2 separate regions of the Homo sapiens genome follow, and region 2 is linked to region 1. Evidence: chromatin contacts called from ENCODE Hi-C or POLR2A ChIA-PET data. All regions are on one chromosome and are shown on one strand. Each heading gives the region's core, a stretch centred on a gene start or an enhancer-like site at or near the end of the contact. The rest is flanking DNA. Distances are from core to core; before and after follow the strand shown. Region 1 holds the start of LINC02397 (long intergenic non-protein coding RNA 2397). Region 2 holds the start of LINC02391 (long intergenic non-protein coding RNA 2391).

Region 1 (2,500 bases), core at 1-2,500:
AGACATTTCAAATTTTAAATTCTTCTCCCAACTCCTATACCTGGCTCTTTAATGTTATAAAAATCAGAGGATTCCACTAGGGGGGATAAATGTTTTGAAGAAGTAATCCATTGATCACTTCCTCTCACTCGACATGTTTAACTAGATGGAATCAATACTTCTTAGCCTAGCAATGGGTTTGTAAAAAAAAAAAAAAAAACGGTAACACAATTGGATGTTGTAAGGCAACTTAGGATAAAAGGATCCTGTAGACAAATTCCTCCTTATCCCTTACCCCACCTGTGAGCACCTTTGATTAAAAGTCAGATCTGTATGGATATATTAAGTCACCAAATTCATGGAGGTTAGGGCACAAATCTTTTTTTTTCATTTTTCAGTGCATTTACTTGTCATCCAACACCTGCCCTAATGACACACACAGAAACAAAGAATCTTGAGTTTTAAACTGAGCACAAGAAATTGAAAATATAACTATGTAAAACATCAAAAGTCCCACCCACTTTTTAAAAGAACTTGCTTAATTCAAGCATATTTAAGAAATAGTGCCCCTGTCTAACACATTTCTATTACATTAGCACAGTGCCTACTTGCAGGTTTTATTTCTTGCAGTTCAATGAGTACAGTATTTCAACTGGAGAACTCGAAACAGACACAAAGGCTTTTTTTTTTTTTTTTTTTAGTTAACCCTTCAGAGAAAACATGCAGGGACAATCACCACTTCTTCATTTTCACTGTCACCTGGATTCACAACCATGCAGCCAAAGACAGTTTCAGATGGGCAGATGGCCCTAGTGGTTAATAGAGATGAGAGAGGGAAAAGAAATAAATGAATGCTCTGTTTTCTGTGTAAGCAAATAAAAAGGCAGAGGAAACAAAAGGAATGAACCAGCCAATGGGGTTGAATCATCGAGTCCCTCTAAACATACCTTGACTTTCCCATGCAGGGATCTACTTCCCCGATAGCCAGTTCAGCGTGGATACTCATGCCGATGAGCCTAAGAATGTTTGCCTGTCAGAGATAAACACTGCATTTCTGCCTGCTGCACACAGAGTTGCTGGAACCTGACAATGCCGTGTGCGAGTAATAAGCCATCATGAAATGGTGAAAGAGTCAGGGCTCTTGAATTACGCTTGCTTTATATGGGTTGAATTGCACATCTAGGGCAATGTTTGGCCAAGTGAACAGGGCATGCAAAGACCTTGCTTCCTCTCTGTGCTGTGGGGAACTGAGACTGTGCCGGGCCTGCAAACGCGGTGAGGAAAAATCCATTTGAATGCTTACTGCTGAATGGTGCTGGGCATTGTCAGCTTTTGTTTACTTCATCTTACATGTGAAGATCGCAGCTGTTCCTTTCAGTAAAAAGAAGTAGGAGAATGTAGCAACCAACCTCACATTTTCCCCTCCTCCAAATGTTTGTGGAGCCCAACAGCTGTCTTTGCAAATCCTGTCACTCAGGATTGGAATGGTTCTACATAATCAAGAATGGAGTGGTGAGGCTGAGATTGTTGGCTGGCTCGAGGTAGCAGGTGGGAATGAACTGTTCTCTTAATGGGCTCACTTGGTCTGTTCCTGCAGGGACTGACTCAAAAAAGAAAAAAGAAAGTTTAAAGGAGGCGATGAAGGAAAGTTGAACACATATGTCTTGTATTTCATACGTATAGATCTGAATGGCTGTGAAGCATGAATTCACTGGTTGTTAGAATTGTAAGGGATTTGAAAGGTCCTATTGTCTAGGAGTTTTCAAATTATTTTTAGCAGCAGAGGTTTTTTTTTTTTTCTTTCCTCAAATGAAGTCTTAGACTAGGGATATTGTGTGATAAATGAAAATACCTACATAGAATAAGCGGAAGCATCAATGGAAAACTGGGCTGGGTATAAGAAAAGCAACTTCAATAACAAATGAGCTCAGTTCTGGTAACAGGGCGGGAGTCATGAGGACTGAGGCAAATTGGATGTGCTTGGAGAGGACGAGTGCTCCTCCTTCTCAGCACAGCCACGCACGGCATAAGGATGTTTTGGTCAAGAAAGACTGCGTGTATGATAGTGGTCCCAGATTATAATACTGTATTTTTATTGTACTTTTTCGATGTTTAGATACAGAAATGCTGACCATCGCAATGCACAGGAATGCCCTAGGATGGCGGCCAAAGCCTTCCGTCTCCCACCCAGCCCATTTTCCTAACAAATGTGCGCATTTAACATTGTTTTTCATCCCCAAGAATGGGGTATCAATAGAATCTACAAGACCAAGACTTAAATGAAATGAATCAACAGTAACACAAACAGTAGCAATTTTCAATTAGAAATTTAAGGAAAGCTTCATAAAATGTTCATAGAATTCTGTCTCAATTCACCTAGCCCATTTCAACTGTAGCGTAGACGTCTGTTGTTAACAGCCTTAACATCTTTTTTGGGCTTTTTGCAAATATGAGTACAATTTACGTCATTTATTCCCACCCAATAGATTAAATGCCAGGAGTCTGGAATACAGAGAAAAAA
Region 2 (5,478 bases), core at 1,635-4,134, 100 kb after region 1:
AGCTCCAATCAAGAAATATTGACCAGAAACTCAGAAGGGTGAGTTTCTCATCTTCTGTTTCCCCACTGACTCAATGAAAAATGTTACCTGGATACTACTGAAATTCCAAATAACTACATGCTGCACCACTAAGGACAGCAACTGCTTTTTTCCAGAATAATCAGGTTGTCATCAAAGTAGAAGGCTGCTGAAATGGACAGCAAGCAACACGCACACACACACACACAATATCACATATTTTGTTCAGAAAGACATAGGTCTGGGTTTTGGGTTCAGAAAGACCTATGCCAACACATTATTAGGTTTTTAGAAATATTCTATGGATCAATGAATAGAGAGAGAATTTATTCTTCTTGAGGAGTAGGTATTTAAGAAATTAGTAAGGATTAGGAAACTTTTAAAAACATCTCTTTGGACTTACTTTATATGGTTATATGAAACAATGAAATCATTTTTCTGTATAGGAGTCTAATCTCCTTGGGAGTAACATTTTACTACCTGGTTCTATTGCTTTGTAGTTGAGTGTGTATTAAGTCCGATATCTACATACAAGTAACAGGGACAAATGGGTTCCTTTTGTAAATACTCCCTGCCACAGTCTACATTTGTAATCAGACGATCAATATGGTTAACATGTGCCAACTTCACTGGAGAAGGGTGAGTGAGCCTGGTTGAGATCCATGATACAGGAGAAATAATGTGAAGAAGCTGTATGAATGGGGCCCATTGTTTGTCTGTATTTTAAATGTTCTCATTTTTCACAACATTTTATGGAGAGCTCTTAAAAGGCCTTTATTGATAGAGATAATCATTAAATGTCAGTTTAAAAAGAGGTGTTGTTGTTGTAAATGTAATCCAATCTGCTTTTGCACAGGGCCTTTTTATCCTCGTGTACTGAGGAGTACTTTGCCAACACAATCCTGTCACCAAAATCCAAGATGTCATTCATAGAGGCTTAGAGAACTCCTTTCTAGATTTAAATTTAGAGGCATGGGATATTTATTGGATTAAATAATTTATGTTTAAAAGTTGACATAAATTTTGTACATGACTTTCTTTCTCTGTGACAACTAGACCCTGAATATTTACTCATTAAGTGATCATGTGTTGAGCATCTACTATACACCAGGTGCAGTGCTCTGTAATGTGATAAAAAAGCTAAAGTCCTTACCTTCAAAAGACAGAAATAGGCATGCAAATAAGTGGATGACAATGCAGGGTGACAAGTGCAATGTAAGGAACCTGTGCAAGCTAGCGAGTTTGAATAGAGCATTGATTCTCAAAACCTGATCCCAGGACCAGCAGAATCAGCCTTATCTGGGAACTTGTTAGAAAGGCAAATTCTCACTGCAAAAAATAAATAAATAAATAAATAAATAAATAAAATAAAATGACATGCATGTAAGGTAATGCGTATATTAGTTAGCTTGATGTAGCCATTCCACAATGTGTACCTATATTAAAACATTGTTGTACACCATAAATAGATAAAATTTTTGTCTGTTTTAAATAAATTTTTTTAAAAAAGGAAATAATGTGAATACTAATAGTAAAAACATCAGCAAATCCCTTAAAAAACAAAAAACAACAACAAAAAAAACTTGGTATGCAACAAGATCCAAAAACATAAAAGTAAAACAAAACAAAACAAAACAAAACAAAAGAGAAAACAAAATAAGAAAGAAATACAAATTCTCCAGAGCTACTGAATTCTACACTCAGGGGGTGGACCCTGCAATCTGTGCCTTAACAAGCCCTCCAGCTGTTTCTGATGCCTGCTCAAGTCTGAAAACTGCTGGCCTTAAGCAGTGATTGGCAAACTCTGGTGCAGATTAGAATCACCTGGGGAGCACTTAAAACTCCCAGGGCTCAGGCCACATCCCAGACCAATTAAATGAAAAACACTGGAGGGAGATGAAGCGGTGATGTCTGCACCAGTTTTTAAAAGTCAAATAAGATATTTCCAGGAAGACACAGTAAGAAGGCATTTCTGGCAGAGGGAAGAGTCCACAAAGGCACAGAAGCATGAAACAGCTCTGTATTTTGGAGGTAAAATCAACACTATTACTGAAGCATAAAATTTAAAGGGGTGGCCAGGCATGGTGGCTCAAGCCTGTAATCCCAGCACTTTGGGGGGCCGAGGCAGGCGGATCACTTGAGGTCAGGAGTTCGAGACCAGCCTGGCTAACATGGCGAAACCCCGTCTCCACTAAAAATACAAAAAAAATTAGCCAGGCGTGGTGATGCGTGCTTGTAATCCCAGCTACTCGGGAGGCCGAGGCGGGAGAATTGCTTGACCCCAGGAAGTGGAGGTTGTAGGGAGGCGAGATTGTACCACTGCACTTCAGCCTGGGCGACAGAGTGAGACTCCGTATCAAAAAAAAAAAAGTTTAAAGGGGACAGTAGACAGAGGTCAGTTCACAAGGAGCCTCCAGGCTGCTACTGCGTGGAGGATGAATTGAATCTTACTTATAAATATATTTTGTCTGTTTTTTATTGGAAAACTGGCTTGGGTTCCATTTTGCTACCTACCCATCTTGCGTCCTGGTGTTGACTTTCCTATCAAAACCATTCCTCTGAGCTGAGGCTGTTTATAATTAAGATCAGTGATTATCTAGCACTCGACAAAACTCAGCCACTGCTGCTCTGAGCGGAAGGAGAGACAGACTTAGTAGCAGATAACTCAGAAAAGAGGATCTGAGACAAAGCAAAGGAGCTACAGAAAAGGAAATGGTTGCTTTAGCTTTTTATTCCACCCTCCCCCCGACAGCTGAATCAGGGAGCGACTCTGGAATAAGTGCATCTGCCCTTTAAGAAATCAAAGCCAGACTCAGGAAGTGGGTGGGAAGCCTTCTAAAGAGCCTCAGCTGCCGCGTGCCTTCTGTCTGCTGTGGGCCCAGCAGCTGCACAGACCCCTCTTGTTGGGAGACAAGACAGGGCTCTTTCTCTCCCGTGACCTCAGCCTCATCTCCAATCGTGGGGAAGAGAGAAACTGAAATTCTTCCTGTGACTGAACACATGAGAATGCAACAGTTACTTGGGGTAACAGGTTTCCTGTGGGTCCTGTGTGAAGAGTATGCATTCATTCCAGTGTCGGGGAGGGGAGAAGAATGAGGAGGAGGCAGGTGCGTTCCATTCTTTGATTTGTATAATACAAATATTTCCAGAGGACAAAGATGGGCAGAAGCTTTAAGCAACAGCCATCTTCCATCTCGACAGAGGGAACCATGGTGGTTGAACAAAGCACCTAGCACCCTCTGCCTGCCTCTCCTCCCTTCCACCTCCCCTTGAACATTTTTAGGTTTTCAAATGTAATAAAGAAGTCTACTGTTCCAATGGGATTCAAGGTCAGCTCTAACTAGGTGTTCACATTCATAGCCTGCTGACCAGATCAGAGGCAGTTTAATAAAGCAACTGTAAATCAGCTATGAAGATGGTGAACACCCCGGCCTGTACTAACTTTATGAGGTTCAAGTCTCTATTTTTGATACCCCATGAAATAGGGAGAAGTCGGGGATGCATGTGTTTTGGATAGATGAGTTAGCAAGTTGAGCCTGAGATTGTGGTGAGCAATTTAGGCACAACTTCAAGGTCAGCCTCGTTTGAAAGGGGAGGGGAGGCAGTTCTCTCCTGAGGGAATTTGTTAAGGAGCTCATCACTTGTTTCTGAATTGAGCTCTGTCGGCCATCTCAGCATCATCTGACACCTGCACACATCATATCATGTGATACACTTGGGAGAAAGGGCCAGGTCAATTTCCTCCTGGTGGGTGATTTGGTTTTCCTCTTCAGCTAATGTTTAATGTTTCTCTTTTGATTTGCATGTGGAAGCCTTACTCTATGCTAAGCTATGATAAGCACTTTACATGCCAATATGACAGCATAGTCCTTTAACCACGGGCTTTAGAATCACTCTGCCATGTTCAAACCTCAGCTTTAATCATGAAATATACCCAGGTAACAAACCTGCATGTATACCCACTGAATCTAAAAGTTGAAAAAAGTCTCTATGCTACATAAAACAAAAACAAAAACAAAAAAAATCTGAACTGTATCCCTTTGGACAAGTCACCTAATCCAGTCAAACCTGAGTTTTCTTAAATACTAAATAGGAATAGTGATAATAGTGCAGGTACTTGCCAGATTGGGTTAATATGAAGGTTCATAAATTTATTCATGTAACATTCCTACACATAGTATGTACTCAATAACGCTACATACTTTTATTATGAACCATCCTTTTCACAACCTTAGGAAGTATATACTCCTCTCCCTACATGCAAAACAAAACAAAACAAAAGAGAAATTTAGAGACTTTAAGATCTGGCTCAATGTCACAGAACTCGTATGTGGGAGATTCAGGTTTCAGACTCAATTCTTGGGATACAGTCCATGCTGTTAAACATTACACTAGACAGCCTCTACCGAACAATGACTTTTTATTACTTGACTGTTTAAATTCACCTCTCCTCTCCTTCTCAAAATGAGTACCAATTTGTCCTATGCGTAATTTATTCTCGAGCCTTAACGCTTGTTTTCTGCCCTTGTTTGATTCCTTTTCTCAGTTTGCAATTTCACTGTTAGGTTTCTGCATTGTACTCACAACATTTTTGAGTACTGCCTGTTATAAACTAGTCATTTTGCTTCCACATATTCATTCCTAAAGAGAAGACCATTTCTTAAGAAAAAATAGAATAAAGGAGGAACAGATTCTCAGATGTAATCATCATGGTGTGCAATGAATATCTGAGCACTTGCAGGGCCATTGCACTTTCAAATATTCCTTTTCTTGTCTGCATAACAAGGACTCAGCCACACTCTCCTAAAGACAGCTGGCTATAGTAGTCTGGGTGAAAAGCCTGACCATTAGATCTGTGCTTCATAATTCGACAGTGAGAGAACAAAAATGGTATATTTCAAGTTTCAGATATATGTGTGTGCATATGCATATAAATTACATATATTCATATATTTATGTGTGTATATATACACTCATATAATCATGTTGGAGTTTTAGAGATTTAGTTAAGCTCTTGTAGGCTGGACCCACAAACCACAACCATAAACTGAAAAAGAATTCAGCTACCTAACAAACTACTGAATTGAAATAACTGAAATTGAATAATTTTTCTGGGATTATTTAGGTATAGATAATTTGGAAAGTCAATTGTTGAAAGTCAATTACTGCCATATGCTTCTGATATCAAACAGGTTCATTTTAGACCTATAGATCAAATAGGTCCTTCACAACTATGGCAGGAATGGTTTATAATATCCAGCAACGATGAATCTAATGTATATGTGTAAATTTTTGTCAACTGATATGCTGTTTTGTTTGAGTTTCCACTTAGCCACACTGCTGTGGTTTCTTGGGGGTAAGAGCTGTAATACACTCAGACTCCTTATACCCTCTCCAGGGGTATGGTACTTGGCATATGGTTTTTACTCAGTAAATGAAGAAGAATAATGAACTGAAATG

What was found. Hi-C counts contacts between places; a loop is a spot of excess contacts on that map. ChIA-PET counts read pairs that join two places held with the same protein, here RNA polymerase II (POLR2A). Pooled maps may share reads with other maps.
Region 2: a map of OCI-LY7 shows a loop between it and region 1 (7-fold over the local background). The contact joins the promoter of LINC02391 here to the promoter of LINC02397 in region 1. A Hi-C loop is called at or near these places in 5 of 168 maps with a recorded cell type or tissue (B cell, GM12878, OCI-LY7 and 1 more), 37 of 37 single-sample maps with no recorded cell type and 10 of 50 pooled maps. POLR2A ChIA-PET finds 5 or more read pairs at or near these places in 3 of 52 experiments (GM12878, OCI-LY7 and activated B cell).

The regions. Positions count from the first base shown.
Region 1 is chr12:92,465,429-92,467,928 of GRCh38, reverse strand. It overlaps LINC02397 (long intergenic non-protein coding RNA 2397), which reads right to left and starts at 1,250. Exons shown (of 2, transcript NR_144532.1): 1 at 927-1,250. RefSeq lists enhancers at 66-125, 906-995, 1,196-1,345, 1,102-1,609 and a silencer at 1,322-1,616.
Region 2 is chr12:92,361,238-92,366,715 of GRCh38, reverse strand. LINC02391 (long intergenic non-protein coding RNA 2391) reads left to right here and starts at 2,884. Exons shown (of 5, transcript XR_007063404.1): 1 at 2,884-3,125. All of the region lies in intron 1 of LOC105369902 (a long non-coding RNA gene), which reads right to left. RefSeq lists enhancers at 3,282-3,331, 3,812-3,901.